Regions from separate parts of the Homo sapiens genome. Here region 2 is linked to region 1. Evidence: chromatin loops called from intact Hi-C (ENCODE). Cell type or tissue: Caco-2. All regions are shown on one strand. Links, peaks and the distances in the headings refer to the core of each region. The heading gives the core; the rest is flanking DNA.

The links. Hi-C counts contacts between places; a loop is a spot of excess contacts. Peaks named below come from ENCODE experiments on the same cell type or tissue, not always from the same donor. Only the 100,000 strongest peaks of a DNase experiment are listed, where the experiment ranks them.
Region 2: it touches region 1 in a loop (8-fold over the local background); 6 of 110 quality-filtered maps call a loop at or near these places.

What each region holds. Positions count from the first base shown.
Region 1 is chr5:154,569,350-154,584,269 of GRCh38, reverse strand. No RefSeq gene overlaps it. Among named protein-coding and RNA genes, the nearest start is that of MIR3141, 19 kb to the left of the region's middle. RefSeq lists enhancers at 78-629, 342-925, 926-1,509, 12,022-12,191. In Caco-2, for the core only: no CTCF peak of the experiment used is centred there; DNase peaks (open chromatin) are centred at 6,599 and 7,709.
Region 2 is chr5:154,457,482-154,472,401 of GRCh38, reverse strand. It overlaps SAP30L (SAP30 like), which reads right to left. Exons shown (of 4, transcript NM_024632.6): 4 at 11,349-14,920. Among named protein-coding and RNA genes, the nearest start is that of HAND1, 13 kb to the left of the region's middle. In Caco-2, for the core only: a CTCF peak has its summit at 4,528 (motif pointing left); DNase peaks (open chromatin) are centred at 4,541 and 7,023.

The DNA of each region.
Region 1 (14,920 bases), core at 3,895-11,894:
TCCTAAAGACGAGGTTTCTTGGAGTCAGAGGGAGAGACTCCTTTCTTGGGAGGTTCTCAGAGAGCTGGGGGGCCTTTCTTCCTGTTGTTCTCCCAACCCCTACTCCTTGCCTGAGGGGCAGGCTCAGCAGGGACAGAATAGGCCCCTCTGTGTCCCAAACCCATCCCTCCAATTCAAGAAGCACCTGCCTCCCAGGCGGGCTGTGCAGATGTTATCATGGGCATGAGCTGACTCACCCTTGCGACATCTAAGCCCGCTGGGCAGGAACGCAGCTTTGGGCGCCACAGTCTTCCAGGACTATAGACACACCGAGACAGTCCCCGGGTGGGGCAGCAGGAAGGGCGGGGGGCTCCATGCTGTGTCCCTTGGGTGGAGGTGCAATAAGGATGATAAAGGGTTGGGAGGGGTCCTCAAATAGCATTTGGATTCGTGGGTGGAAGTGACAGGGCAGAGATCTATTCAATCCAAGACGTAATCGCAGTCAGTGCTGCCCATCTCTCCAGAGTGTGGAAGTAGAGGCTGTGCAGGGATGTTGGGAGGATTTCACATACCAGATAGATATGCAGGAATTTATGGCTGTACGGACTGGAGTACTTTAGGAAGCCCTACACCTCTTGCTCTTCTCCTTTTCTCTTCTCTTCTCTTCTCTTCTCTTCTCTTCTCTTCTCTTCTCTTCTCTTCTCTTCTCTTCTCTTCTCTCTTCTCCTCTCCTCTCCTCTCCTCTCCTCTCCTCTCCTCTCCTCTCCTCTCCTCTCCTCTGTTCTTTTCTTTTCTTTTCTTTTCTTTTCTTTTCTTTTCTTTTCTTTTCTTTTCTTTTCTTTTCTTTCTTTTTAAGACAGAGTTTCGCTCTTGTTGCCCAGGCTGGAGTGCAGTGGTGCGATCTCAGCTCACCGCAACCTCCGCCTCCCAGGTTCAAGTGATTCTCCTGCCACAGCCTCCCAAGTAGCTGGGATTACAGGCATGTGCTACCATGCCCGGCTAATTTTGTATTTTTAGTAGAGATGGGATTTCTCCATGTTGGTCAGGCTAGTCTCCAACTTCCGACCTCAGGTGATCCACCTGCCTCGGCCTCCCAAAAAGTTCTGGGATTACAGGCATGAGCCACCGCAACCAGCCAGCTCTTCTCATTTTCTAGGGAGGCAACATGACTGAGTGGAAGGAAAGATCATAAATTTTGAAGGCAAAAAGTCCCTGTTTAAATTTCTGGTTTTCACCACTTGCTAGCTAAATAACCCTTCACCTCTCTGTGACTTAGTTTCCTCTTCTGTAAACGGGGATAGAAACAACTAGAAGATTCTGTTGTGAGAGTTAAGTAAGATGATGTATATAAAGGTCCTGGCAACAAAAGAGTTTCTCTTCCCATTTTACAGGGGGAGGAAACAGAGTTTTGGAGTTGTTATGCGTCCTACCTGCCCAAGGTTAAATGGCTGGTAGCCACAATCGATTTAGAATCAGAACACAATTGGGCACAGTGGCTCACGCCTGTAACCCTAGCACTTTGGGAGGCCGAGGTGGGCAGATTGCTTGAGTCCAGGAGTTCAAGACCAGCCTGGCCAACGTGGGAAAACCCTGTCTCTACCAAAAAAATACAAAAATTAGCTGGGTGTGGTCCTGCAAACCTGTGGTCCCAGCTGCTCAGGAGGTTGAGGTGGGAGGATTGCTTGAGCCTGGAAGGCAGAGGTTGCAGTGAGCCAAGATTGCACCACTGCACTCCAGCCTGGGTGACAGAGGGAGACCCTATCTCAAAAAACAAACAAAAGAACCAGAACCCAGGTCTCCTTTATCCAAGGGGGATGTAGCTTATCTGTCTAATCCCACTTACTGAGCACTTACAACGTGCCTGAACTGAGTGATGTCCCACTGAGTAGCTAGCTGCTCTATAACCAGGTACAATGAGCTGCATCCTAGTCTCGAATGATTATACCAGTTGCTCAGGGTCTCACAAGTGAAGAACTGGAATTTCAATTCAAGTCTGAGTCCCAAGCCCATACTCTTAACCAGGAGTTGGTAAATTATTGCCTGTGGGCCAAATCCTACCCACAGCTTATTTTTGTGAATAAAGTTTTATTGAAAACAGCCATGCTCATTTGTTTATGTATTGTCCCTGACTGCTTTTGAACTAGAATAGTAGAGCTGACTCACTGCAAACAGACGCTGGGACTCACAAAGTTGGAAATATTTGCTCTCTGGCTATTTACCAAAAACATTTGCCTACGCCTACTTTTAATCACCATTTTATAGCCTTTTCTTAAGAATTTTAAAATAGTATCTGCTTAACACTAAGACACATTTTCAGGCAGGAGGTAGGTAAGTATTCAGAATGACTCCTGGGATACATAGAGATTCCATTCCTGCCTGGTGTGTCTTTCCCGCTTCCTTCGTCTCCCTCTAAGCAGATCTTGGTCAAGGGGATGTGCCAGGTGAAATAAACACAAAGGCAGTGTGCCAAGCATGTTAATAGACCCCTGGGTTTTGCATTTGTATGCTATGATAGAATCAGGGGAATTTTATTTTTTATTTAACAATTTTTTATTATTTTAAATGATTTTTAATTTTATTACTTCTTGATTGATACTTACATTTTTGTTTTGTTTTGTTTTGTTTTGTTTTGTTTTGAGGCAGAGTCTCGCTCTGTTGCCCAGGCTGGGGTGCAGTTATAGCTCGCTGTAACCTCAAACTCCTGGACTCAAGCGATCCTCCTGCCTCAGCCTCACAAGTAGCTGGGACTATAAGCATGGGCCACCACGCCAGGTTTTGGTTTTTATTTATTTTTCTTTTGTAGAGTCAGTTTCGCTACGTCGCCCAGGCTGATATCAAACTCCTGGCCTCAAGTGATCCTCCTGTCTTGGTTTCTCAGATATTTACTGTTTTTAAACTAATGCTATTTATGCCGGATGTGGTGGTTCATGCCTGTTATCCCAGCACTTTGGGAAGTTGAGGCAGGAGGATTGTTTGAGCCCAGGAGTTTGAGACCAGCCGGGGAAAAATAGTGAGACCTCATCTCTACTAAAAATTAAAAAAAAAAAAAAAATAAGATGTGGTGGCAAGCATCTGTCACCCCAGCTACTTGAGAGGCTGAGGCAGGAGGACAGGAGTATTGCTAGAGCCTGGCAGGTTGAGGCTGCAGTAAGCTATGATTGAGCCCCTGCACTTCAGCCTGGGCAACAAAGCAAGATCCTGTTTGAAAAAAAAAAGCTATTTATTATTACTGTATCAGAACTATATCTTTTCTCCTTTTAAATATATGATCTACACTATGAATGTATAAAACCTCAGGAACTCTTCCTTCCCCAAATGGACAAGCAAGATTTTTAGCCATAACCAAGGAGATAGATTTTGATACACAGGGATTAAGGGAACAGACCTATCGAACAAAAAAAGATGTGGTCTCAATGAGTCTGAGCAGAAAGAGCACTGGACTGGGAGTCAAGGGACCTTGCTTCTAAATGCAGCTTCATCTGTGTGATTTGGGTTTCTCATAGCCGTCCTATTCCTGTTTCCCCTTATATAAAATAAACTTATGGGGCCAGATGACTGCTAATGGCTTTTCCTAGTGTGCTATTGTATTTTCATAAAAACCTACCAAAATAAAACCGTTGGGGGTAGTTTTGCCTAGAGGCAGAGGCTTAACAGAGATGACCTCTGACCCCGCGACTGGATTCTCTGTTCTGAATCTAGCAATTCCTTTGGGAAGGATTCCTCTGGGGATGGTCTTCATGTACCAGGCACCTTACCAATCATTTCTGGTTGTGTCACAGGATACAGGACTCTTTTATCAGAGGAAGGGGGATTTAGGTCTGATGAGGGTAGAGTGTTTCTGGCTGGGGCAGCGGGCCAGAGGACGCCACAGTTGGTCTCTATAATGGGAAGGAGGTGGAAGCCGAGGGAAACGGAGACTGACCTGTCATCTCTCCTTGGCCTCGAGATGGCTCTATCAGAGTGCTGGGGGGCAGCACAGGAAGGACATGTCATCACTGTGAGGGGCGCGGGGTCCCCACCTTCCAGCTAATCTCCATCACCAGTACCCAAAGTGAAAACACTGGCCTTTAATATCACTTCTTACAATTTGATAGGCAAAAGATAATTTTATTTTTTTAATTTGCTTCTATTTGATCCTTCTAAGATTTAACTATTTTTTTTGTTTCACTATTTGTATTTTTACTTCTGTAAATGGATTATTTGTGGCCTTTGCTTTTTTTTTTCTAGAGCAGTATTCGTCTTGTTACTTTTGAGTTTTTGAGGTTACATACTTAATATATAAATATGTCTTTTGTTTTGTCAAGCTTGCACCAAAGCAAACAAAAGCGAATGTAACAAGAAAACTTAGAAAATAGCCTTCCTGGGGCTGGGCGAGGTGGCTCACGCCTGTAATCCCAGCACTCTGGGAGGTCGAGGAAGGTGGATCACCTGAGGTCAGGAGTTCAAGGCCAGCCTGGTCAATGTGGCGAAACCCCATCTCTACTAAAAAATACAAAAATTAGTCAGGTGTGGTGGCAGGCACCTATAATCCCAGCTACTCAGGAGGCTGAGGCAGGGAGAATTGCTTGAACCTGGGAGCAGAGTTTGCAGTGAGCCGAGATCACACCATTGCACTCCAGCCTGGGTGACAGAATGAGACTCCGTCTCAAATATAAAATAAAATAAAAAAAGAAAGAAAGAAAATAGCCTTCCCTTTCTTCCTCTGCAGTTGGTAACTGCTATCACTTTTTCTGTACTTATACAAACATTCAAATATAAATTATATAATTATGTAAATTATATATAATTTTATGTATATAATTGTATGTTTATGTATATATATACACACACATTTTTTCCTTTTTATAAAGGTAGAAACATACCTTATCTTTTAACCTGAATTTTGTTTTGGGTTTGTTTTGAGACAGGGTCTTGCTCTTTCGCCCAGACTGGAGTGCAGTGGCATGATCATGGCTCACTGCAGCCCTGCCCTTCAGGCTCAAGCTATCCTCTCACCTTAGTTAGCCTCCAGAGTAGCTGGGACTACAGGCACAGGCTACCACGCCTGCCTAATTTTTATGTTTTTTGATAGAGACAGGGTTTCACCATATTGCCTAGGCTGGTCTCCATCTGGGCTCGAGCAATCCACCTGCCTCGGCTTCCCAAAGCGCTGGGATTACAGGCGTGAGCCACAGTGTCCAGCCTGAAATTTGTTTTTTCAAAATCCTTTTTTTTTTTTTTTACAGGGCCTTGCGATCTTGGGTCACTACAACCTCCGCCTCCTGTGTTCAAGTGATTCTTGTGTCTCAGCCTCCCAACTAGCTGGGACTACAGATGCGTGCCACCACACCTGGCTTATTTTTCTATTTTTTGTAGAGATGGGGTTTTGCCATGTTGGCCAGGCTGGCCTTGAACTACTGACCTCAGATGATCCACCCGCCTCGGCCTCCCAAAGTGCTGGGATTTCAGGCATGAGCCACCATGCCCGGCCAAAATTCTACATTTTAAACTGAACTAGCCCTCTCTTAGATTTTTATCCCTGTTCTCCATTTTACAAACTCTTTCTTGTCCTCACTTCAAGAGTTAGGCAAGCATCATTAGGCCAATTTTACAGGTTAGGGAAATGGAAGCTCAGGGAGGAAAAGAAATGCTTTGGCACTGGGATTAAAACCCTGGACACCTGATGCTGTAGGAGCTTCCTTCTCTATGTGAGTGAATGAGACTTCTGCCCCTAAAGTCACCCCTCCTGAGGTACATAGGCTGGAGTTTTGGGGTGGAGTAGGGTGGTGGGAGAGAGAAAGTGTAAGCACTAAGAGAGTGAAGGAAGAGAAATTCACAGTAACCCCAAAGTTCCATTCATTCAGTCCCTGATGTGCTAGGTGACCTTGGGGCAAGATGTTTGCCCAACCTGGTCTCCCTGTGCTCACCTGTGAAATGAAGGCTTTGGCCTAACCAGAGGATTTCAAACAATGCCCTTTGGGGCCCTAGGGGAGCCCCCACATGTTATAGCTCCTCAAAAATGAACACAGAGAGGCATATTCAGGGACACTTGTGTTTGTGTTGGTGAAAAGGTATTATTATTATTATTTTTTGAGATGGAGTCTTGCTCTGTCGCCCAGGCTGGAGCGCAGTGGCGTGATCTTGGCTCACTGCAAACCCTGTCTCCCGGGTTCAAGTGATTCTCCTGTCTCAGCCTCCTGAGTAGCTGGGATTACAGGCACGTGCAACCATGCCTAGCTAATTTTTTTATTTTCAGTAAAGATGGGGTTTCACCATGTTGGCCAGGCTGGTTTCAAATTCCTGACCTCAAGTGATCTGCCCGCCTTTGCCTCCCAAAGTGCTGGGATTATAGGCATGAGCCACCACGCTCGGCCCAAAAAGTTATTAATAGAAGCAATTGACATATCCACCAGGAGTGGGTGGGTTAAATGCATTGAATCATTCATTTATTCATCTCTTCATTCATTCATTCAGTAGTTATTGAGTAACTATTGCCAGGCCCTGTTTTAGACATTGGGAATCAGTGGTGAACAAAATAGACCAAGTTTCCACTCTCTTGGAGCTTACCTGGAAGGCAGGTCCACCCTGTCTTGAGCTGCATTCCAGGTAGGTGAAAGGTGACAGATCCCGGTGTCCCAGCATGGGTGGGTCTCCAGGCCCCAGGAGTGAGTGGTGGAAGGAAGGTGCCACACCCAGTGTGAGATGACTCCTTTAATAAAATCCCATTTCCTACAGGACAAGTCTGTGTGTGTCAGTCTCTGGGTAGACAGGCATATGAAGAGGTGCTGTGGAAGTGTTGGGGATACATCCCCAAATGATGGTGTGACCTTTGGAAAGAGAGGGGAATAGATTAGGATGAGACTTGTCTAGAGCATTTTAACTTCATCAGCATGTTTTTTTTTTAAAATAAGGAAGACACATTCAAGTATTGTTGGCAGTTAAAATAATTTTTTTAAAAATTTAAAATAAACTTAGGTCCAGAGAGAAGGGAAGGACAAAAATAATAGGTTTCAATTTCTTGGAGTCCTTCAAAATCTAACATGGTCAGGTTCTACCCAAAGTTAGGAAGCATCTCAGTTTGGGGATCAGAGATTTTAAATTAAACAAACCCATGTTTATTATTGCCTGAGTCCAAGAGCAAGCCTGGCCTCCCCATCTAGGCAGCAGCCACTACTTTCAGCCACACAGCAGGTTTCCTCCTTAGCTACTTAGAATCCTGCCTCAGCAGAGCTGGAAGGGAACACCTCCCCCAGTGCTTATTTTGCAAATGGGGAAACTGAGGCTCAGATATTGTGACTTTTTAATTTGCCAAGGGCTCAATTAATGACAGGGCCTGAATTACAAACTGGGAAGGAAGCCTGCCCTGCTTCCAGATTCTGGCAGTTGGGAGGAGGAAAGGAGAGGAGGGGAGAGGGGGTGCCATCTTCCCCTCTCCCACTGGAAGCTCCAGTGATGGGTCCTGGTGTTCAGCACATGCTGAAAGGAAGCCTTGTCAACATGGAAGGAGATCAAGGCAGCCGGGGGGGTGCTGAAACCTCCTGTCGGGTCCAGCATCTCTGAGGAGATAGGGATGCCTCTGCCGCTGCCTCCACCCCCTCCTTGAGCTCTCTCCTCTCGAATTCCGAGGGGCTTTGGAATCACTAGACTGTCTCCCGCTCCCAGGAAACCCCAGGCTTCTGTGGAGCCAGGAGGCTGGCCATCCATCATTCTTATCTCCTGGCTGTGGCGGCCCCAGGTCCCTGGCCTGGATGGGCCCAGGGGGCCAGGAGGGGCTGGGGGGGCATCGATAACAGGAAAAGCAGCTGTCCCCTGGGGGAACTTCAAAGTGCCTGGAGCTGAAATTTATGTGCAGAGGAGCTTACATTAGGGGCCAGTGCGCCATTCTTTCCACAAATATTTATTGAGTGCCTACTGTGTGCCAGGCACTGGGTTAGGGGACTCTTATGGAACCAGAGATTTCGTTGTTTGTTGGGTTATATGTCTACCTCAGTAGGCTAGGTTTGATGCATGGATCAATTCAATGATTCATTAAGTATTATTAAACACCCACTGTATGCTGGCTGTTTCTGGAGACCCAAGACTGCTGGAATGGTTAATTGAATCTGTGGGCGGGGCTTGATATCTGCTAGCACAGTGGTTAAGAGCTTTGGAGTCAGGCAGACTGGGTCTCAGCTTTCTCAGCTGTAAAACGGGGATAAGAATAGCACCTACCCGGTAAGGGCTTGGGAGAAGAGGAAATGAAACGAGATATTCTAGGTGAGAAACTTAGCCCACTCCCAGCAGATGGTGCTCTCACAGCAATAGCAGAGATTTTTGTGACTGCAGTGGATTGACATATGTATTTGTTTATTTAATATTTATTTAGTACCTGCTATGTGCTGTGCCTCTAGGAGAGACGACCAGGCGGTTTGACTTGGGAGGGTTTGCAAGAGTCTCTTTCTTTTCCTGCGAGTCTCTCCTCAGCTGGGGCTTTGAGGTCGAGACCCTTGGAGTCTGGAGGTGAAAGGGATTTGAGAAGTTGCCAAGTTCAGTGCCTCCCCTGAGCTCTGTGCAAAAGCTCCTCTTTAACTTCTGCTATCTCGTCATCCAGCCTCTGCTTTCATCCTGGAGTGGGCGTCTTCCTCCCTCCCCAGGCAGCCTGGGAGGAAGACCTTTCTTCCTTGGAGTTGTGGTCTGCCTTCTGCAGTTTTCCTCATTAGCCTCCTGGCTCTGTTCTCTGGGCCTCCCCCAAACTCTCTGAGCATCAGTTTATTCATCTATAAAATGGGAATATTAGTAGTTCCTATCCTGTAAGGTTATTGTGAGGATAAAATGAGATAAAGATTGTAAAGCATTTGGCACAATGTCTGTACAGTGTCTTTAATAAGCAGTAGCCAATAATGACAAATAATGATAGTTTTGGGAATCAATAAAACAGGAACAAGAAAGAGAAGAAGGAAGAAAGAAAAAGGAGAAGGAAGAGAAGGAGGAGAAGGAGATGAAGGAGAAAGAAAGGCTGTCAGAGCTGGACCTTCTGAGGTGGAAAGCAGTTCTCCGTTTTGGGGGATCCTAAATTTGGCAAGGGAGAGCGCACAGGAGTTCCAAGGATGCTTTCCAGCTCTGATATCCGAGTAAACGTAAAAGGGACGGAAACATGGTGTTATTGCGTTCTTCTCCAGCCAGCGTTGGTGTTGCTACCATGTCCATTTCACACATGAGCAAGCCAAGGCCCTTGAAAGTGAAATGGTTTGTTCAAGGCTTGGAGCTAGGGAGTGCTGAGCATTGCCAAGGACTGTTGTCTCTCCTCCCCTCCCCAAGGCAGCAGTGGGGAGCTCCCCACAGACAGTGTGATATGCTGAATGGTGTCGCCCGCCACCGCACCAAATTAATATGTTGAAGCCCTGCCTTAGTCTGTTCAGGATGGCATAGACTGGGTGGCTGAAACTACAGACTTTTGTTTCTCCAAGTTCTGGAAGCTGAGAGGTCCACATTAAGGCACTGGCAGATTCAGGGTCTGGTGAGGTCCGCTTCTGGTTCATGGACGACCATCTTGCTGCGTCCTCTCATGGTGGAAGGGCTGGAGGAACTCCCCGGGGTCTCTTATGTGGGGGCACTAACCCCATCCAGGAGTGCTCTACCCTCTTGACCTAATCGCCCCCCAAAGGCCCCATTTTCTCATCCCATTAAAATGAGGGGTAAAGTTCAACATCTGAATTTGAGGGGGGACACACTATTCAGTCCAGTGCCTCAGAATGTGCCTTTATTTGGAGCTAGGGTCTTCATAGAGCTAATCAAGTTAAAATGAGGTCCTCAGTGTGGGCCTCAATCCAGTACGACTGGAGTCCTTATAAGAAGGGGAAGTTTGGACACAGAGATATGCATAGAGGGAAGATGATGTCGAGACCCAGGAAGATGAGGGGAAATCAGGAAACACAGGGAGAAGCAGCCTACAAGCTGACGAGAGAGGCCTCAACAGATCCTTTTCTCACAGCCCTCAGAAGGAACCAACATTGCCAACATATTGGCCTCAGATTTTTATCCTCCAGAACGGTGAGAACTGTGGTTTAAGCCTTCCAGTCTGGGGTACTTTGTCACAGCAGTCATAAGAACCGGTACAGAGAGTGTGGAGCCCCCGGACAGCCTGTGCAGTGAGCACTGAGGGGGTCCCTTGAAGCCTGCCAGCCCTGCCTGCCCCTGAGGGAGAGGCAGGTGCGTGGTGTGAAGACACTTGACTCCTTTGCAGAGCCCGGGGATGCTGGGCCGAAGCCGGGAGACGGAAAGGCAAGCCCTCGCCCTGATCTTTTCCCTCATGTGGCTCTCTGAGAAGGGAAGACACATTTTCCTGGTGCCTCCTCATGGAAGTCCTGCTGGATCAACCTCACCTGCTGCTGGGGAGGCTGCCATCCTTCAGGAAGACCTGCCAGCCTCAACCTCCCTGAGGCTGGGGATTTGTTAGAGATTCTGAAAATTATCAAGCTGGCTATGTCCATTTCCTCCTCTTTCTGTGATCTTTTTCTTCCTCCCCACATTATTTATTTATTTATTTATTTTGAGACAGAGTCTCACTCTGTTGCCCAGGCTGGAGTGCAGTGGTGCGATCTTGGCCCACTGCAACCTCTGGCTCCCAGGTTCAAGTGATTCTCCTGCCTCAGCCTCCTGAGTAGCTGGGATTACAGGCACGTGCCACCACACCCGGCTAATTTTTGTATTTTCAGTAGAGATGGGGTTTCGCCATGCTGGCCAGGCTGGTCTCAAACTCCTGATGTCAGGTGATCCACCCACCTTGGCCTCCCACAGTGTTGGGATTACAGGTGTGAGCCACCGCGCCTGACCATTTCTTCCTCTTTTTCATTTTTCTTCTTTCCTCCTGGCTGTGCTCTGCAAATCCCCACCCTCCTCCACATCTCACTCCAAAACTGCTTTCTCCCAGCTCCCCCTTCGCCCAGGACACCCTCACCTGGTGGCTCTGCAGCAAAGCCCAAGGCTGCCTTGGAGACGGAGGCAGGAGAAGTCTAAGCTCGCTACCTTGGAGCTGAGAAGAAATTATCCAGAGCTGGTTTCTCCTCCCACCTTCTAAAGAGCCCTGCCCTTGTCCCTGGCCTGGATACATGATTATATTTTGCTTTAATTGCATTAAAGCAAATGACTGTGTCCCCCTGTGGTTTCGATCAGGTCAGGGATTTGATAATCGATCGTGGCACAGTTTAGACAGGAGTCACTTTGAAGCTGTTTTTAGCAGGATAAGAACAAACAATGTTTCCAAAGTGGCCACATTAGGCAAACATGCTGGTGGGTCATCTTTTGGGGAGAGAGTGTGCCCTGGCTCCAGGCAGCCTGCTGACTGGACCCCCAGGCCCCTGGAGAGGGGTGTGGACTACTCTCTCTGGACAGTAAGAAACTTTAAGTAGAGATACCGTAGCTTAGGCCTCCCATGATGTGAAACCTGGTCCAGGTGCCTTTTCCAGAAAGCCAGTCTTGACTGATACCACCTGGCTCACCTAAAGGTAGCGTAGTTTAGTGTGAGATGTTCTGTCCTGGAGATGGAAGAAAGGTCAAATTCACACAAGGCAATGCAAAAGGTAGACTCATATCCTGCAAAATTATTCTCTCTTCAATATTCTTTCAATCCTTTAAATTTCATTAAAAGGAAAGCCTCAGTGTGGTGCTAGTCTGTTTTATGTATTTAAATAAATACACACATTTAGAGACAGGGTCTGGCTCTGTTGCCCAGGCTGGAGTGCAATAGTACAATCACAGCTCACTGCAGCCTAGAACTCCTGGGCTCAAGTGATCCTTCTGCCTCAACCTCCTAATTAGCTAGGATGACAGGTGCACACCACCATGCCCAGCTAATTCTTTTATTTTTTTTAAGAGATGGGGTCTGGCTATGCTGCCCATGGTGGTCTCAAACTCTTGGCCTCAAGCAATCCTCCTGCCTCAGCCTTCCAAAGTGCTGGGATTATGGTGCCAGGCCTAGTTTGTCTTTAATACCTCTCTAATGTTTGCTAATCTCCCCTCCTAACAAAGAGGGCAGGCCTAGGGATCTGCAGGTGAAGATTTAGCTAGATTTTAATAACACTGTTTTCAATGAATGTATTTTCTACAATGAAAATACATCTTTCAAATGATACTAGTTTTCCCTTTATGGAAAGTGAACCGTTGTTCAAGTACAATTAAGGCAAAAATTCTGAAGGATGGATGTTAAGGAGACAGTGATGTGGGGCTCTTTCACACACAGATCTGATGCTACCTCTCCATTTACCCGCTGTGTGGCTTCTGGAAGACTGCTCTGCTCTCTGAGCCTCGGCTTCTCTGTGTAAAATGAAGTCAATGATTCTGCTGTGTAGAGTTGTGGTGTGGACTTTCTGAGAGCATGTCGGCGTGCAAGGCATCTGGATGGTGCTTAGCATAGAGTCTGCACTCTGCCTGGTGGCCCTGTCATCCTTATAGGGGCTGCTGCTTTTCCCAGCCATTCACAGAGCCTTTGCTAGTCCCACAGTTGAAACTGACTAAGCTCTGGGCTTCTGTGGAAACAAAAGGAACCTGGAGCCCCCAGCCATGCTCTGGCTCGAGCTCCCTGGCTTGGGGCCTGCCCCTTCCCCTCGTGGGGTTCACTTTCCTCATCTGTCAGCAGCAGCTCTGACCAAATGCTTTCCAAGCTCCCTTGCAGCTCTGACTTAAGAGTATTTTGAGCAATAAGCAGGGAGTGACAATTCCATGGGAGAAGAATCTCGACTTTACCAAATGTATTGTGTGCTCCTCTCAACTTGCAAGCTGGTGCATGGACCAGCAGCATCAGCCTTGTGGGAGAGTGTTAGAAGTGCATGCTCAGGCCCCAGTCAGCCTTCCTGAATCAGAATCTGCATTTTAACAAGATTTCCACATGGTTTGTATGCAAATTACACACCCAGTCTGAAATGAGAATTTAAGAAACTTTTAGATCTTCACAGATAGTGGTATACTTTCTAAGGATTTTAAAAAACAGTAAACATGAGCATTGGCACCATGGTGAGACCTCATCTCTACAAAATTAAAAAATTAGCTGGGCATGGCGGTGTTTGCCTTTGGTCCCAGCTAGTCTGGAGGCTGAAGTGGGAGGATCACTTGAGCCCAGGAGGTTGCGGCTGCAGTGAGCTGTGCTCACACCACTGCATTCCAGCCTGGCCGACAAAGTGAGATCCTGTCTCAAAAAGACAAAAAAACCCCACCCCCAAATACTGAGCATGTATGCAATTTCCTCCCCTGCTCCAAAACAATAAAGCTGTCGCAAAACTATTGAACTGAGTTAACCTAGTTAAGAGAGAAAATTATGTATGTAAATCTGATGAATGGCTTTTTTTTCAGGGAATTTTCTTTCCATGTAAATTAAGCTCTCCCACTTTCCATGGGTTATTTGGCCTCTTCCCAGTGAGTGCCTCCCTCACACCTGACTCCTGGAGGGTGAAGCCTGTGTGTGTGTGTGTGTGTGTGTATGTGTGTGTGTGTATGTGTGTGTGTTTTGGCTGAGTGTCTGTGTCTTGCAGCTGATCCACAAAACGGGGTCTTTAGCTAAGTCAGCAAAACTTCCTGGAAATAAACTAGATTCCTAAGGGCTTCAGGGTGAGCTCAGAGGGAGCAGGGGGAACCCCATCACTGATAAACCGAAGCGGCGTGTTCTGTTGTGTGGGCGAGCGAGGCATCCTGGCCTCCTAGTCGGGCCTTTCTCCTGGATGGCTTCCTGCTTCTTCCTTCACATCCAGCCTCCAACCTGGCCTCTCTTTCTCCTTGTCTCCAAGATGAAAGCCCCAGACAGTGGGCCATCTACTTTGAAGAATTTATCCCAAAGAAGTAATCATGATGTCGCCAAATATCTTCTCACAAGATTGTTTATCATATGCAGTTGATAAAAGTGAAGATGCCAGAAAAAAAAATTTAAGTGTCTAAGAATAGGGGCCTGAAGCTGCTTAGAAATGTTATTTTAGTACTACAGACAACGTCCAGTAGCGCTTACGCCCAGGAGTCCACAGATCTGAACTCCAGTGATATTTTAAGTCTATTTAATTTCTCTAAGCCTCAGTTTCTCAGCTATAAATTGGGGATGAAAATGAAACCAAATTCATTTTCTTGTGTTGAGTATCAAACAAGGATGCATGGGAATTGTTTAACACTGTGCCTGGTGCGTGGTAAGCAGTTGGTAAATGTCAGTTTGCTGTGCTGCTGTTCAGACATAGAAATGTTGTAGTCTGGGTGTGGGCTCACACCTGTAATCCCAGCATTTTGGGAGGCTGAGGCGGGTGGATTACCTGAGGTCAGGAGTTTGAGACCAGCCTGGCCAACATGGTGAAACCCTATCTCTACTAAAAATACAAAAATTAGCTGGGTGTGGTGGCATGCACCTGTAATCCCAGCTACTCGGGAGGCTGAGGCAGGAGAATCGCTTGAACCTGGGAGGTGGAGGTTGCAGTGAGCTGAGATGGCACCACTGTATTCCAGCCTGGGTGACAGAACAAGGCTCTGTCAAAAAAAAAAAAGGTGTAGATAAATATTAATTATATGAAAAGATATTTGTGACACAGGAAAAGTGAAAAAAACATTATAACTCAGCATGATCCATTTGGTAAGCATATGTGTATCTATTTGCATTTAAAATGGAATGGAACAGTGGATATAAAGTAGAGCTATGGTACTAAAGGAATGAGAAGCTGCCGGCCACTCCATAACCCTTCTTCAGGCTCGCTCCTATCATCTCTGCTGGGAAAAATCAGACTTGGACCGATCTTTGATAATGACACTAAAATATAAAACAAAAGTGGTATCTGTGAAGTGCTTACTTAGAGTCAGGCACTTTCTAGGTGTCCCAGATAGTTTATTCTTCACAGCTACCTATGAGGTGGATACTATTAGTATTCCCATTTTATGGATGCGGCAACTGAGATAGAGAGGGGGCTGATTAGTAATTTGCCTAAGGTCTCACAGCCAGAAAGAGGTTAGAGAGGGAGTCAAA
Region 2 (14,920 bases), core at 976-8,975, 110 kb after region 1:
TTCAGCCATTAGAAAAAATGTGGGAATTGACATGGAAATTGTTCACGATATATTAAGTGAGAAAACCTCCTCCCATATTACACCAAACACTGTCCATTGTGACCCTTTTCATGTAAAAATAAAAAAATATTATTCGTGGAGAAAAATTGGAAGAATATACATCAAAACTTTCACACCTTTACCTCTGACTTGTGGGAATAAGGGTAATTTTGACTTTTCCTCTTGCTTAGCCATATTTTTCTTAAATGTCTTATAATGAATAAGTATTACTTTTGCAATAAAAATTAAGCTGCAATTTCCTCTGTTGCCAGCATACTTTCAATACACCATTTATTTAACATACATTTATTGTGTGCCCACCATGTGCTAGGCACTGTGGGCATAAATATAATGAAAAGATCCTAATAACGATCAATTAACATACAACAGAAAATATTTGTCCTGAAGAGTTTATTATTCCTCGTACACAGCAAATAGTCTTTTTTTCTTACATTTAAAGTCTATTGATGAATGGAATAGTAACAGCTAACATTTATAAAGAAAAGTATTTAAACTCAGCATGCATTATTTCATATAAGCCTCACAGGGTTCCGTGAGGTCAATATTGAGGGAGCTGAGGCGTAGAGAGGTGAAGGATTTTGTCCAAGGTCACATGGATGGCAGATAGGACTTGTATCAAAGTGCAAACATGGCTACCTCCAGAGACCTGTTTCCCCCACATCTCGGAGCACCTCCAGGTGTGTGTGTGTGTGTGTGTGTGTGTGTGTATACATACATATGTGCCCAAATACAGTTTCTCTCAGTCTGATCTTCCTTAGTCCCCAAAGTAAGGTAGAGAAAAAAAGAAGGAAGGAGTTACGTGAAAGGATCTGGGATTCAAATTCCAGCATTCTCCTGGAACCCTCTTCCCCTGTCAGGGCTCTGAGTGGATCCCATCTAGAAAATGAGGAAAAGGGTAGGCTCCAAGGTGGTTTCCTGTTAGTAACATTCTGATTCCAGGAATCTACTTTCTCCTGGTGAGGAATTCAGCACGTTATTCTTTGCAGTAGTCTCTGGTGTTTGCCTGGCACATTTACCTTACCCGGGTACTTCCACTTTTATAAGTGCATTTTCCTCCCCATAATCTGGAAGACAGCCAAGGCAGGAATGATGCTCCCCATGGACAGATGTGGGAAAGGCAAACCCAAGAGAGTTGATGTGACCAGTTCAGGGTCACACAGCCAGTCAAAGGCTGAGCCCGGATTAGAAGGTGCGCCTCAAACCCAGGGTTCTTACGGAAAAGGCACTGGATACCTTCTGTCTATGCAACCATTGGTTAACCTTATAGTCTTGCTAAATCTTCACAAAAGAAACGAAACTAAGAAATCAGCCAATCTCATTTTTAAATGAAGAGTGACTGAAGAGAAAAAATATGCACGTTCTGAAGTGTCTGAAACCAGCCTCCTGATTTAAACCTGATTTGTTAGAAACAAAATTTTTTCAGCTGAGAGAGTTTTTACAGCTGAGCTCTCCCAAACTCATAAAAAACTAGGTTTATATGGGAAATCGTGAAAGACTCTTAACTATAATACACAGCATCTAATGTAAGCAGACGTAGACACTATATAAAGCTCCTACAAATGTTATTAAAACAAACAGAAATGCACATTTATCCCCACAAAATAGACAATGGAAAGCATCGGACTTTAGAGGAGTCCTGAAAGGCTTATGTTCACTGAAATGTGAACACACCCCATAACACTGAGACCTCAAAGGTCTTTACCCACCATCCAAGCATGTCCCTCATTTACAGAAGGAGAAACTGAGGCTCACAAAGGAGAGGGACTTGCCCAGCATCTCAGGGAAGTTGTGCCCTTCTCTTCCCTTTGTTTATTTAATACCTTCTACTTTTAGTGCAGGGAACAGAACAATACAAGGGCCAGGAGTCCCTGCACAAGTTACTGAACATTTCCCAATCTCAGTTTTCTTCACAAGTTACTGAACATTTCTCAACCTCAGTTTTCTTATCTACAAAATGAGAGCAATCATTCCCCCAACATCCTTGGGTCTGTGAGGATGGAAAGAGATAAGGCATGCAAAGCACTTAGCGCGTTGCCCATGGTAGAGCTATTTTTATTATTTTATTTAATCCTCATAACAGTCTTGTGAAGCATTGAGGGTTTCTTTTGGTTTGTTTGCTGGCTTTGGAGACTCAGGGCATACTTCCAACAGATGCAGAAGATTTCAGTGACTTTCTCAAGGACACACACCCAGTGAGCAAATTCCTGCTTCAAAGCCCTTATAGTCCACATCATTAAGGTAACACAGGGGGAAGGCAGCCTGTAGCCGTTGAATTTCTGAAACTGTTTCAGGCAGCACTGTACAGTACAACTATCATGCAAGCTATAAGTGCGAGTCACATAGGTGATTAAACATTTTCTAGTAGCCACAATAAAAATGAGAAGAGAAACAGGTGAAATTATTTTAATAATGTATTTTGTTTAACTTAATATATCCAAAATAGAATTTCAACATGAATCCATCTAAAAATTATTAGTAAGATATTTTACATTCTTTTTTTTTCATACTAAGCCTTCAAAACCAGGGGCTTTTTTTTTTTTTTTTTAAGTTGGAGTTTCATTCTTTTTGCCCAGGCTATAGTGCAGTGGTGCCGTCTCGGCTCACTGAAACCTCCGTCTCTCAGGTTCAAGCGATACTCCTGCCTCAGCCTCCCGAGTAGCTGGGATTACAGGTGCTGACCAATATACCTGGCTAACTTTTTGTATTTTTAGTAGAGATGCGGTTTCAGCTTGTCAGCTGGCTGGTCTCGAGCTCAAATGATCCTCCCACCTTAGCCTCCCAAAGTGCTGGGATTACAGGCGAGAGCCACCGTGCCTGGTCCAGGCACATAACTATTAAGTGGCAGGGCTGGGCTGCAGACCCAGATGCATTTGACTCGAAAACCTGCCCTTTCAGCCACTCAGTTCCGTGACTCCCAGAGACAGTAGGGGGACTATAGCTGGGCAGTAAGATGTGGAGTGCCTTTTGGAGTGTCCCACCTAGTTCCAGTTCCAAGTCTACTATGAGTCAGGTGACCTTGGTCCAGTCATCTCCTTGTGCCCCAGTTTTCTAATCTCTAAGATGGGCTAACAATATCTTTCCTCCCCGCAACAGAACTCCTGTCACGCTGAAGTGGGAAAAGATCTTTGAAAGTGTTTTGAAGGCTGGGTGCGGTGGCTCACGCCTGTAATCTCAAGACTTTGGGAAGCCAAGGTGGGTGGATCACCTGAGGTTAGGAGTTCGAGACAAGCCTGACCAGCATGGTGAAACCCCATCTCTACGAAAAATACAAAAATTAGCAGGGCGTGTTGGCACATGCCTGTAATCTCAGCTACTTGGGAGGCTGAGGCAGGAGAATTGCTTGAACCTGGGAGGTGGAGGTTGTAGTGAGTTGAGATAGCGCCACTGCACTCCAGCCTGGGCAACAGAGTGAGACTTTGTCTCAAAAAAAAAAAAAGTGTTTTGAAACAGAAAACATATTAGCACAAGAGGCCTGGCCAAGGTCAACAGGGAGGTCTAGACTGGCCCCCCAGGCCTGTACTCAAAACTAGGTGAGTTGGTGAAATGAGCTGCATGGCAATGGGCAGGTTTTTTAACCTTTCTGAGACCCACAGCTCACTTCTGTAAAAGGGAAGGCAGAGGCCAGGCGCAGTGGCTCACACCTGTAATCTCAGCACTTTGGGAGACCGAGGCAGGCAGATCACAAGGTCAGGAGTTGGAGAACAGCCTGGTTAACATGGGGAAACCCCGTCTCTACTAAAAAAATACAAAAATTAGCCGGGCATGGGGGCGTGCACCTGTAATCCCAGCTACTCGAGAAGCTGAGGCAGGAGAATTGCTTGAACCTGGGAGGTGGAGGTTGCAGTAAGCTGAAATCGCGTCACTGCACTCCAGCCTGGGTGACAGAGCAAGACTCTGTCTCAAAAAAAATTCTCAAAAAAAGAGAGAAAAAAAAAGGGAAGGCAGAGTAGCGTCTAGAAGCGTTTTGAGGACCTGGGAAGCTCTTAGCCTGGCCTGGAGCAGGCCGGTGGTAAACACGAGCTGTTCTTGCTGCTGTTGTGGTTGAGGTTGAGCTGCTGGGCCTGCTTGGGAAGCGACAGAGTGTGGCAGGAAAGGCGAAGACAGCGTGGCCCTTCAGGGCACCCTGAGACCAGGCTCTTGGCTGAGGGTAGAGCGCAGGCTGTCCGACGGTGAGGCGTGGGAGGTGTGGCTGGAAGTGCAAGAACAGCTAGTGTGGCAGGAAAAGCACTAGCCCCAGAAGGCAAGAGAAGGGGGTTCAGTTTGCTGTGTGACCTTCGGTACTTCCTTGCCCCAGCTGGACTCTGTAAAACAAGGAAGGGGGACCAGATCTAAGTCCCTTTCTGCATGGACTCTCTAGGATTTTTACAACGGTGTGAATCGAAGTATTCACCAAATACAGCATCTCTATGAGGGACAGAAAATACTCCTAGGGCCTTCCCCTGTGGCCTGAGGCTGCCACCGATTGAGGGGAGGGCGCCACCTGGTGGCCATACTCCCTCTTCTGCACTCTCAGCGCAGAGAAACCAGACAGGATCCCAGACTCCTCCTTGCAAGGTGAGCCCGGAGCCCCAGGACTCCCTTTCTTTAACTTCCTCTGGCAATTCAGGGGCGTAGAGAAGGGACTCAGCAAGTTCACAAAACCAGGAGTCCTGGGTGTGAGCCTAACTCCTGAGGGACGCTGGGGTTTTGTAACCCAAGATCTCTGAGGCCTTCTTACCTAAATATGCCTTAGGGACAGGGATCTGTGTTTCCTTACTATGTGAAATCTGAAATGCGCCACACTTTTTTTTCCTGTTCCTTTGAATAGAAGCCACTGAACAAACACAGTCCTCTCCTAGTAACTCAGAATATTTCTGCCACTACTACACAGGGCTAATGGAACACAGAGGGCAGTTTCCCCCTGCACTAAATAACCCAGGTTGCTGGGATCCTGAGTTCTTCCAACAGCTTTTACCACTCTTCCATCTTCCCAGCATGGTCAATATTCCACTTCATTCTGTGGTGTAGGTTGCATGGTGCACAGGGGAGTCAGACTGACATAGGCTCAAATCCCAGTTCACTGTGAGACCCTGGGTGAGTCACCTGACTTCTCCAAGCTGTAGTTTTCCCATCTGAAAACTAGCAATGATAATAGCTTCTTTGCAGGTCTGTGTGAGGATTAGGACCATATACAAAGACCCTAGCACAGTGTCTACTTCCCAGTCGGTGCTTAACAAATAATAGCTATATTTCTGCAGCTGGGCCATCCTGACCATCTTTTCATATCCAGCTTTGGAAATATTCCTTGATAGAAATACGAATAGCATACATTTGAAAACTATATTAGCCACCAGAGATAGAACACCCTTCGCTGAAGATGAAGGAGCCCCCTTGGAACTGTTTAAATTGACTCAGCCAAGTTCAACTTCATCTAGTTTAGATAAACCCCAGTAGGCAGGCTGCGGTCTTGTGAGTAATTGATTCCCTCAGTCCTCATTCTTTGGGCTTCAGTAAGTTTCATTAGATACAGCTTCACCTTCTGGCAGTTGCTAGTGCGCGTGGCTGAGTCTGAGCTCTGCTGAACCTGTCCCAGCCCAGCTGACTGGATGGCTCCCTTTGAAGCCTGGTCCACTCCTGCATCCCCCATCACTTAGGCAGGAGAGGCTCTGGTTGGGCACAGGTAACCTCCCACTGCTCACTTAACAAAGGCCAATCTTGCTAGTGGCTATGAGCCCTCAGGAAGTCTCTTTTAACTGTTTTAGCTTAATTAAGCTCATTACATTTGCTAACCCTCATTGGCTTCTCTAAGACTTCAAGTGCCCGTTATGCACTGCTCCTTCCTCAGAAGTAGGGTTGACGCAGGGCTCCGAGCTTTCATCACAGATTCTATGATTTTAGTAGTTGAAGGACTACTTCCCACTCCTGTCTGAGTCTTAGCTCCTCTGAAATTCCTGGCTCCTGGAGGACAGAGTCCGTTTCCTTTGGCACCTGGCCCACAGCAGATACTCAAATACTTTTGTGACCATATTTCATCAATGGGTTGTTTTTTTTAATAATAGCAGGTTTGATGACTCCAAAGTTCAAGGTACTCATTCCAGCATGAGGCTTTCTGCTCCTCATTCACTGTCACATCAGCCTGGACTTCCCTTCACTCTCATCTCATCAAACCTGTTTCCTTCAAGGGCCTGCTTAGGTGCTTCCTCTTCCGGGAAGCTCCCCTACTTTTCAGAATGCCTTTTCCTTGGTATTTTCCCCTTACTCTGAATCACATAGATAGAGTGTGGCTACACATGAAGTTAGCAAGTAGATGCTTTGATTTACCTATAAATATGGTCATAGCAGGGTTGGGCATGGTAGCTCACGCCTATAATCCCAGCACTTTGGGAGGACAAGGCTGGCAGATTGCTTGAGCTCAGGAGTTCGAGACCAGCCTGGGTAACAACATGGCAAAACCCCATCTCTACAAAAAATACCAAAAAAATCAGCCAGGCATGGTGGTGGTGCACGCCTGTAGTCCCAGCTACTTGGGGGACTGAGGCAGGAGGATCACTTCAGCCTGGGAGGTTGAGGCCACAGTGAGCCAAGATCGCACCACTGTACTCCAATCACCTGGTGACAAAGTGAGACCCTGTCTCAAAGAAAAAAAATTATATATGGTCATAGTTACAGATATGTGTGTATAAATATACATGTATACTATGTATATAAACATATATCTATACAGATACATATTCCATATAGTTGTATATAGATACTCTGTATACATATGTTTACATATATAGTATTTCTAAGCTGATATGCATATCTTTCTATGTCATTAAACATTATTTTACAATTATGACATATGTATAATGCTTTCAAGACCAGTCTCCTAGTATTTGATATATAGGCTGTTTCCAGTTCTTCACTGTTCTAAACAATGCTCTTGCGAAATATTATCTTACTCAAGTATTAGGCAGCATGACATAGTGGACGCTGGAACCTGTGTGACTCATCCCCACCGTTTCCTGGTGACCTTGGGCAAGCCACTTCACCCTTCTAAACGATTTTTTCATCTATAAAATGGGGATAATAATAATACTCATCTCATAGGGTTATCAAGGCATGTACAGTGCTTACTTACCATTGGGACTGTCACATTGTAAGTGCTCAGTGAAAAAACAGTACCAATTCGGGAGGCGGAAGATGAAGATTTTCTCTGTCTTCTCCACTACCAGTGTGACTTTGTATATCACTGTTTCATAGCGTGACAAAAACTCACAGAAGTGATGGATGACAGCGCTGTACAACACTTTAAGTGCTGCTCAAATTTAAGGTTGTATTATTGTTGTTGCTTTTACTTCTCTTACTACTTTCTATATGTTTCGGGAATATGTAAAGTAAACTATGCAAGCAGGTAGTAAGTGCTTTGAAGGCACTTAAAAATGCTTTGCTATTTTACAGTTACGGTGAAAATGATTTGTGTTCATTATAACCAGTTTAGATGATACCAAGAAAGCACAAAGAAGAGAGTCAAATTTACTCCAAAATCACCAACCAGGACTAACCATGGTTGCCATATCAGTTGTGGTCTTTCTTAACTGGCTACCCTTGTGGTGCCCAGGGCAGAACAGGGCAGGCTTCAGCTGTTTAATAAATGTCTGTTGACCTCAACCAGATCGACTGTTAACAGCAGCATGCTCCAGTTCTCTCCCTCTCAGCCAACCTCTGACAGTTTCATTAACCCCATTAAATCATGCAGGTGCCTTTACACCTCCTGGGCTTGTTAATCTCTGTTCAGCTCTGGTAAGTTAAAACCTGGCTAGAAGGTTGGATGTACCTTGTTAACCTCCATTAAACCCTATTAAATTTCTTAACTAGAGTCCTAGTGACTTCTCAAAATCCCTCATTAAAGTTTAGTAAATCCAGTTGATTGGGACAAGGGTAACTGTTGTAGCTGCGCTGCTTCAGAGCTTGGCATTCTGAGTTCTTGGACGGTGGGGTTGACAGCAGTATCCCTAGAGCGAGGCAAGCCTTGGGGATCCATCCTGGGAGTGCCTTTACCTCTTTGGCTCTCATTGTTACTGGGGCAAGTTCCTCAGCTTTTCTGAGACTGTATTTACATCTCTATAAATTGGAGTTAATAATAGTTCCTACTTTGTATGATTGTAGTGAGATTAAATGAATTAATGCACATAAAACTATTAGCCATTGTCTGGCATGGACTCTGTACTTGATAGCTATTATTATTCCTGAATATAGAAGATCTTTGTAGACAAAAAACTGTTGAGTACACAGAAGACTCAGTCCCAGTACTAAATAAATATAGTGTCCTCCTCTGTGTCAGGTCTTGGGCTGGAATGGTGGGTTATTTTCATTCTGGTTTTCTGCAGACTGAAGATCATCCATTTGAATGACAACAGTGTCAGCCACTCTGTTTGCTCAGACTCTGCCACTTCTGAGCTGTTTGATGCTGAACGTAACATAGTTATAATACTTTCTTGACCAGGGCCTTAGGGGATTGGACTCAGTGGTTCCTAAACCTGGATGTGCAGATAAATTTCTGAAAGGATTTTTTTTTTTTTTGAGATAAGAATCTTGCTCTGTCGCCCAGGCTGGAAGTGCAGTGGTGCAATCTTGGCTTACTGCAACCTCCGCCTCCTGGGTTCAAGCGATTCTCCTGTCTTAGCCTCCCTAGTAGCTGGGATTACAGGCATGTGCCACCATGCCCAGCTAAATGTTTTTGTATGGTAGAGGCAAGGTTTCGCCATGTTGGCCAGGCTGGTCTCGAACTCTTGACCTCGAGTGATCCACCCACCTCGGCCTCCCAAATTGCTGCGATTATAGCATCCGAGAGGATTTTATAAAACGCGCCCAGCATCCGAGAGGATTTTATAAAAACATAGTTTCCTGGGCTTCACTTGAGAAAATTCTCATGAAAGAGAGCTCAAGGGGAACTTTTAACTAGTATTTGAACAGGTGATACTGAAGCTGTTCATCTCTGTGCTGGGATTGGGAAACCTCTGGACCAGATTGGTGCTTCTCAACTTTATTGAGCTTAAGTCTTACCTGGAGAAATTTTAAAAATCATTATTACTGGGACTTAGACCCTGAGCTTTTCATTCTGAGGATCTGGAATGGGGGCCCAGGAATTGGCATTGCAACAGAGTGCTTAGGGGATTCTGATGGGGGTAAGGGGTGGCAAGTGCCACACTTTTTTTCTTTTTGAGATGGAGTCTTGCTCTGTCGCCAGGCTGAGTGCAGTGGCACGATCTTGGTTCACTGCAACCTCCGCCGGGTTCAAGCGATTCTCCTGCCTCAGCCTCCTGAGTAGCTGGGACTACAGGTGCGTGTTACCATGCCCAGCTAATTTTTGTATTTTTAGTAGAGACAGGGTTTCACCATGTTGGCCAGGATGGTCTTGATCTCTTGACCTTGTGATCCGCCCGCCTCGGCCTCCCAAAGTGCTGGGATTAAAACACCGGACCTCAGATGATCTGATATTCGATGTCCTAAAGCTCTATTTTGAAAAGAAAATAAAAGGGTGTTGGGTTCCTCGTGAAACTTCTGTTCTAATAGCATATTAACATGTGGGTTCATCTCCATCTTTCCATTAAATTGATATCTGTGGATCATCAAGGGATGTTTACTGCAGCAGGGGGTCAGCCAGTTTTCAAAGTGTGGGGACAAAGCACCCCTTTGCCATTCAGTGTGTGAGGACAGCAGGCAGGCCCCCATGGTTAGACACAGTATAAAAGAATGGGAGAGGCCGAGTGCGGTGGCTCACGCCTGTAATCCTAGCACTTTGGGAGGCCAAGACGGGTGGATCACGAGGTCAGGAGATCGAGACCATCCTGGCTAACACGGTGAAACCCCGTCTCTACTAAAAATACAAAAAATTAGCAGTGGTGGGCGCCTGTAGTCCCAGCTACTCAGGAGGCTGAGGCAGGAGAATGGCATGAACCCGGGAGGCGGAGCTTGCAGTGAGCCGAGACTGCGCCACTGCACTCCAGCCTAGGTGAAAAAGTGAGACTCCGTCTCAAAAAAAAAAAAAAAAAAGAAAAAAAAGAATGGGAGGATGGCAGAGGAGGGGAAGCAACTACTTATGCTAAGAAACACAGTATGAAAACTGGAACTTCCTTTGCTTTCTAAAGCAACTCAGGGACCCTGTAAATGATGGTGTCCTTCAGCAACAATCCATCACTAATTCTGTGAGCTCCTTGGTGAGAGCCAGGACTTCCTGTCCTCTCAAATATCTCATGAAAAGCCACCCTCCACACTCCTTACAGGGGAGTGGAATGGGAGAGGAGAAGGATGTGGGAAGGAAAGGATCTGCACTTTTAAAATTTCTGTAAGGCTTAAAATTTTAGAGCTAAGATGTATTACTTCTATGTAACTAATATGATAAAGACAAATATTTATTGCACTTCTCCCTTTTCATTCTGCTGAGGACAAAGCTGTGGTAAAGTGGCACTAGAGACAGGCTTGAAGTGGGAGACCTGAACTTGAGGCTTGCCTTTCTCTTCTCTAGCACTGTGAGGACAGGCGAGAGGCGTCATCCGGTAGCCTCAGGGACCTCCACCAGGAACGTGCAGTCATACTGCCCTGGCTTCTCAAGCTGTAGTATCCCTAGGGAATTTGCTACTATGCAGATTCTGATTCAGTAGACGGCCAGCAGGAGGGGCTGGGAGATTCTGCATTTCCAACAAGTGCCCAGATGATGGACCAACTTTAAATAGCAAGACTCTACTGTAGGTGAAGAAACTCCAGGTCACACGCTGTTAAAAATGTCTTTGAGACATTTAAACATTGGGATGTTTACATGAAGATCTGAATTTCCAGCTTCTCCAGTCAAATTGCAAGACCCGGTCACACAGGGCTGGTGTGCCCATAAGGCTACAGTAGCGGGGAGCTGAGTAGTGGCTGCCCTTAGAAGGGACCTGAGTTTTCCAGTTTGCAGCTCACCCTCTGCAGATATTTCAATGTGCAATCAATCCTCCATACAGTTTATTTAGATGGAGAACTGAAGACCCAGAGAGAGAACTCTATTTGCCCAGTGCATCCAGTACACTACATGGAAGTTGAGCTCCAGACTCAGGCTGTTGGACCCAGTCAGTCTCTTTCCAGGTGAGTGAATGGGATAGCAGTACTGGAACTTGGGCCTAACCTTCTGGGATCTAAACTCAGTGTGCACTGGGGATGTAGGTGCTAGTATTTGGAGCTGGGAGGAAAGACCACTGTCATTAATCACTGTAATACACTGCCAGGGGCCAAATGTGGAAGTGAAAGCATCTGAATTCTATATAAAAATTCAAAGGGAAGACAGAGGGTCTCTTACTCATTCAGATTATTTATTAAGAGCAAAAGTCGGGCCATCCCATCGTGTGATATTGCAACATGAAAAGTCACATACATACTAAGGAGACCCCACAGAATTGAGAGCCTTTCAACAGTACAGAGCCATAGATTACGAAGTTAAAATACAAATGATCCCCCAGATTTGGCAGGAAACAAGTACAATATGAGGAGGCCTGGAATGGAAGGGCACTTACTTTTCAATAAGGCAGTTACAAAATGGGAAAAAAAACCCCCAAAACCTTGTACCCCAAAATATACTCTGATGAGCGTAGCAGACAATAGAAATGTAAAAGAAGGATCCTGTATAACCCTCTGTCATTGGCAAATGTGTGCATTAAGTGAAAGCAACTGAAGGGTTTGTGTTTTAAGATGCAAGCTAGATGAAACAACTGACTGTAGACATTTCTACCTCAAGAACAGTTCATATCTTGCCCTAGGCTGGGTTCTACCTCAAAACACCAGACCCACTTTACCATTTCTAACCATAAACTTGGAAACAGTCTATAATACAATGAAAGGAATAAAAAGGCACCCCTAGAGCACCATGCTTCCCAAGGCATGATCTTGAGCTCATCTGCCCTTCGGTTCGACTGCCCAGCTCAGTAACAGGGACCAGGAGCCAGGGCCAGCTGAATTACACAACCTCAAAGGATCGCCTGGAAGGCAGATATCTGACCAAGAGATCACAGACCAAGCACATTTCATGAGAATTTAAATGCTAGGACAATACTACCTCTCCCAATAGGGCTTTTGAACCCTGGTTTTAAATAACAGGCTAGATCTGTTTTCCCTTACCACTCATTTTGCAAAACTCAACTGGCCTAAACATTTCGCTCAATCTTGAGTTCTGCAGGTTGGTCCCTGAGAGCTAGGTTGGCCTTGGGAATTTCTGCTCAATTTTAAGTTCTCAAGAATCTGAGGGCAGCCGATTTAGACTGAATTAGAGTCATCCTATAGGTCAGAAAGAAAGAATGCTAGACAGGTCAAGAGGGCCAGAGGTTGGTTCTGATAATGCCATATGACCTCAGGCACATCTTTTTGAGTTTTAGTTTCCCCATCTCTAAAAACGGATGATTGGACAACAGCAAGCTTAACAGACTTTCCACCTTGAAAATACGGCACTTCTCTGACGCTTAGACCTTAAGTCCTGAAGCGTTGTTTTCTCAGCAAAAACAGTGCAAAGTCCTTACAGGAATCTAAGGTACAAGCCCTGGGCAACCATGAAAACTTTAAACTTCATGCAAAGCAACGAAGTTATAAATCCTCCAGCTGAACAATTTCCTGATGATGTGAGCATCCGTTTTTGTGGGGCAAGCACAGAACTGAGTCCTCATCTGTCTGAGGTTTAGCAGGCTGCTAACATCTTCTCATCCCCCTCTCCTCTCCCCAAGCTTTGGCAGAAACAAGCCAGCCAGTAGGGTTTTCTCAACATTCTCCAACAAGGAACTGAGTGGACTAATACTCAGGGGTAAGGACAGTGTACCAAAGTGTCCATGTCCTAGCATTGTTTCTTTCCAAAAGGCAAACGCTATGCTTTGGGACAGTGCCAGCAATTAGGTGCTTTGCCAAAAATAACTTGTCCCATGTGGCCCCCATGGGGCAGAGACTAAGATGGAAATTACAGAGAACATAGAAAAGCCAGAGGTTTACAAAGAACAGGCTTCTCCACGAGGTAGTGGGTTCTCTGTCCTCGGAGGTGTTTAAGTCCAGACTGCTCAACCCCTTGGTGGGATGGTTGTAGGCAGAATGTCAGCACCTATGTGGAGACTAGACTGGATGACTTAACAGCCCTTTCCCAACTTTGAGATCCTGTCATTGTAATGACTGAGAGCGCCTTTGGATGACTTCCATGAAGCAACTGCTCTGGGCAACAGCCTCCCTCAATAGGCAAGGCCCCCAGAGTAAGCTCCTTCTTCCATCCTCTCCCTCCCAACAGGCAGTTGCCCTGCAGGATATTAACAAAAAGCTTCCCACAAAATAAAAAGCCTAAACACCAAAATTAGATGCAACACTGCAGCTGCAAACAATTGTTACTATCTGTTCTCTGAAAGGCTAGCAGTGACTATTTAGCTATGACAGGAACATCTAAAAACTTGGCAGCTGTAACATGTAAGTAAAATTCCTCTTCATTTTACAACACCGGTCTTGAATCCTTTGGTTTTTAATCTTTCATGAGATTCAGCTGTGATCTTTTTTTTTATATGCTGTTGCCAACCTAAGAGTTTGTTCCTTGAAGCAAGAAGTTTGTCCATTGGTTTTTAAAACATCTTAAAACAACATGAATGGCAGGATACTGATGTTTCCATGTGAGAACCTTCAGGGCATATCAAAGAACCATACCAGGCTGGAACTGAGGCAGGAACCATACTCTTTAAGAAGACAACGCCAGTTCTGGATTTCAAATTCCAGTTTTGCCCAGAAGCACCAAGAGGAAAGAAGGCAATGCTGCTACGTCACAGGTGGAGAGAAGCGCAAGAGTCCTTGATGGATGGTATAAAAATGGAGCAGCCAAGATGAACATTGCTTTCCCCACACCCCACTGCTCCCTGAAGCCAGACCCCGTTGCTCTGGAGGGCCTGGCCACTTCTCACAGGCAGGAGTCCCTTGCCCACAGATAGAGCCACCAGAAACTGCAGAAGAGGCTAAGGCGAGTGGTTTAGTGGTTTGATGAAAGAACAGATTTCTGGACATAAGAAAAACATAGGTTCAAATAGCTTTGTCTTTTCTCTCACCTGACCTGTTGAAAGGTCAGATTGAAAAGGTTGAAAAGATGCCCACAACCTCCACTTTCCACAAGCACCTCTCCTTAGAGGAAAGACAAGGGACCCAAGTACACACACAGCATCTGGCTGAAGGTAAAACATTTCCCCAGGTTTCGCTTTGGAATAAAGATTCTTTCAGACACAATTGAACAGATGGATCCTACCATCATATATTCTTGTGCAGAAGCTATTGTCTCTCTCAACTGGGAAAACAGATTTGCTGCTAAAGAAATAGTGATGTGACCTACACGCCCACAATTCTGGTTTACGTATCAGAAAAATACACTTTTTTACTCATTAAGATATGGACATTTCCATGGAGCAAGTTAACAATGCCTTAACCTGCAGGCCCCATCTGCCCCTCAGCCTTCTTGATGCCTGTATCAACATCCTTCAGCTGTAAGCAGGGAGAGAATCTCTAAACACATAGTGAATGTGAATGACTGAAAACACTCACAGAGCACTGGACATGCCATCCACAGCCAGGAGGCATACCAAAATAGGATGCCCTCACAGTCCAGAGTATATTCTATATACAACCATTTATATATATTTAATTTAAAAGGCTGCAATCTGCTAGACATGCATTTTGAACACAGGCGAAAGCTTTGCTGCAATGGAACATACTGCATTTTAGTGAGCGTGGTGACCCTGTCCCCATTCCACAGAAAGCGTGGTACTCTGCTCCACAGAACTGAGACCTTTGGACACTCCGCCGCCCTGCTCAGTAGGGGGTTTAGTCCTGACTTCTCTGTGATGGTGCTCAGATTAAGTCATCTGTG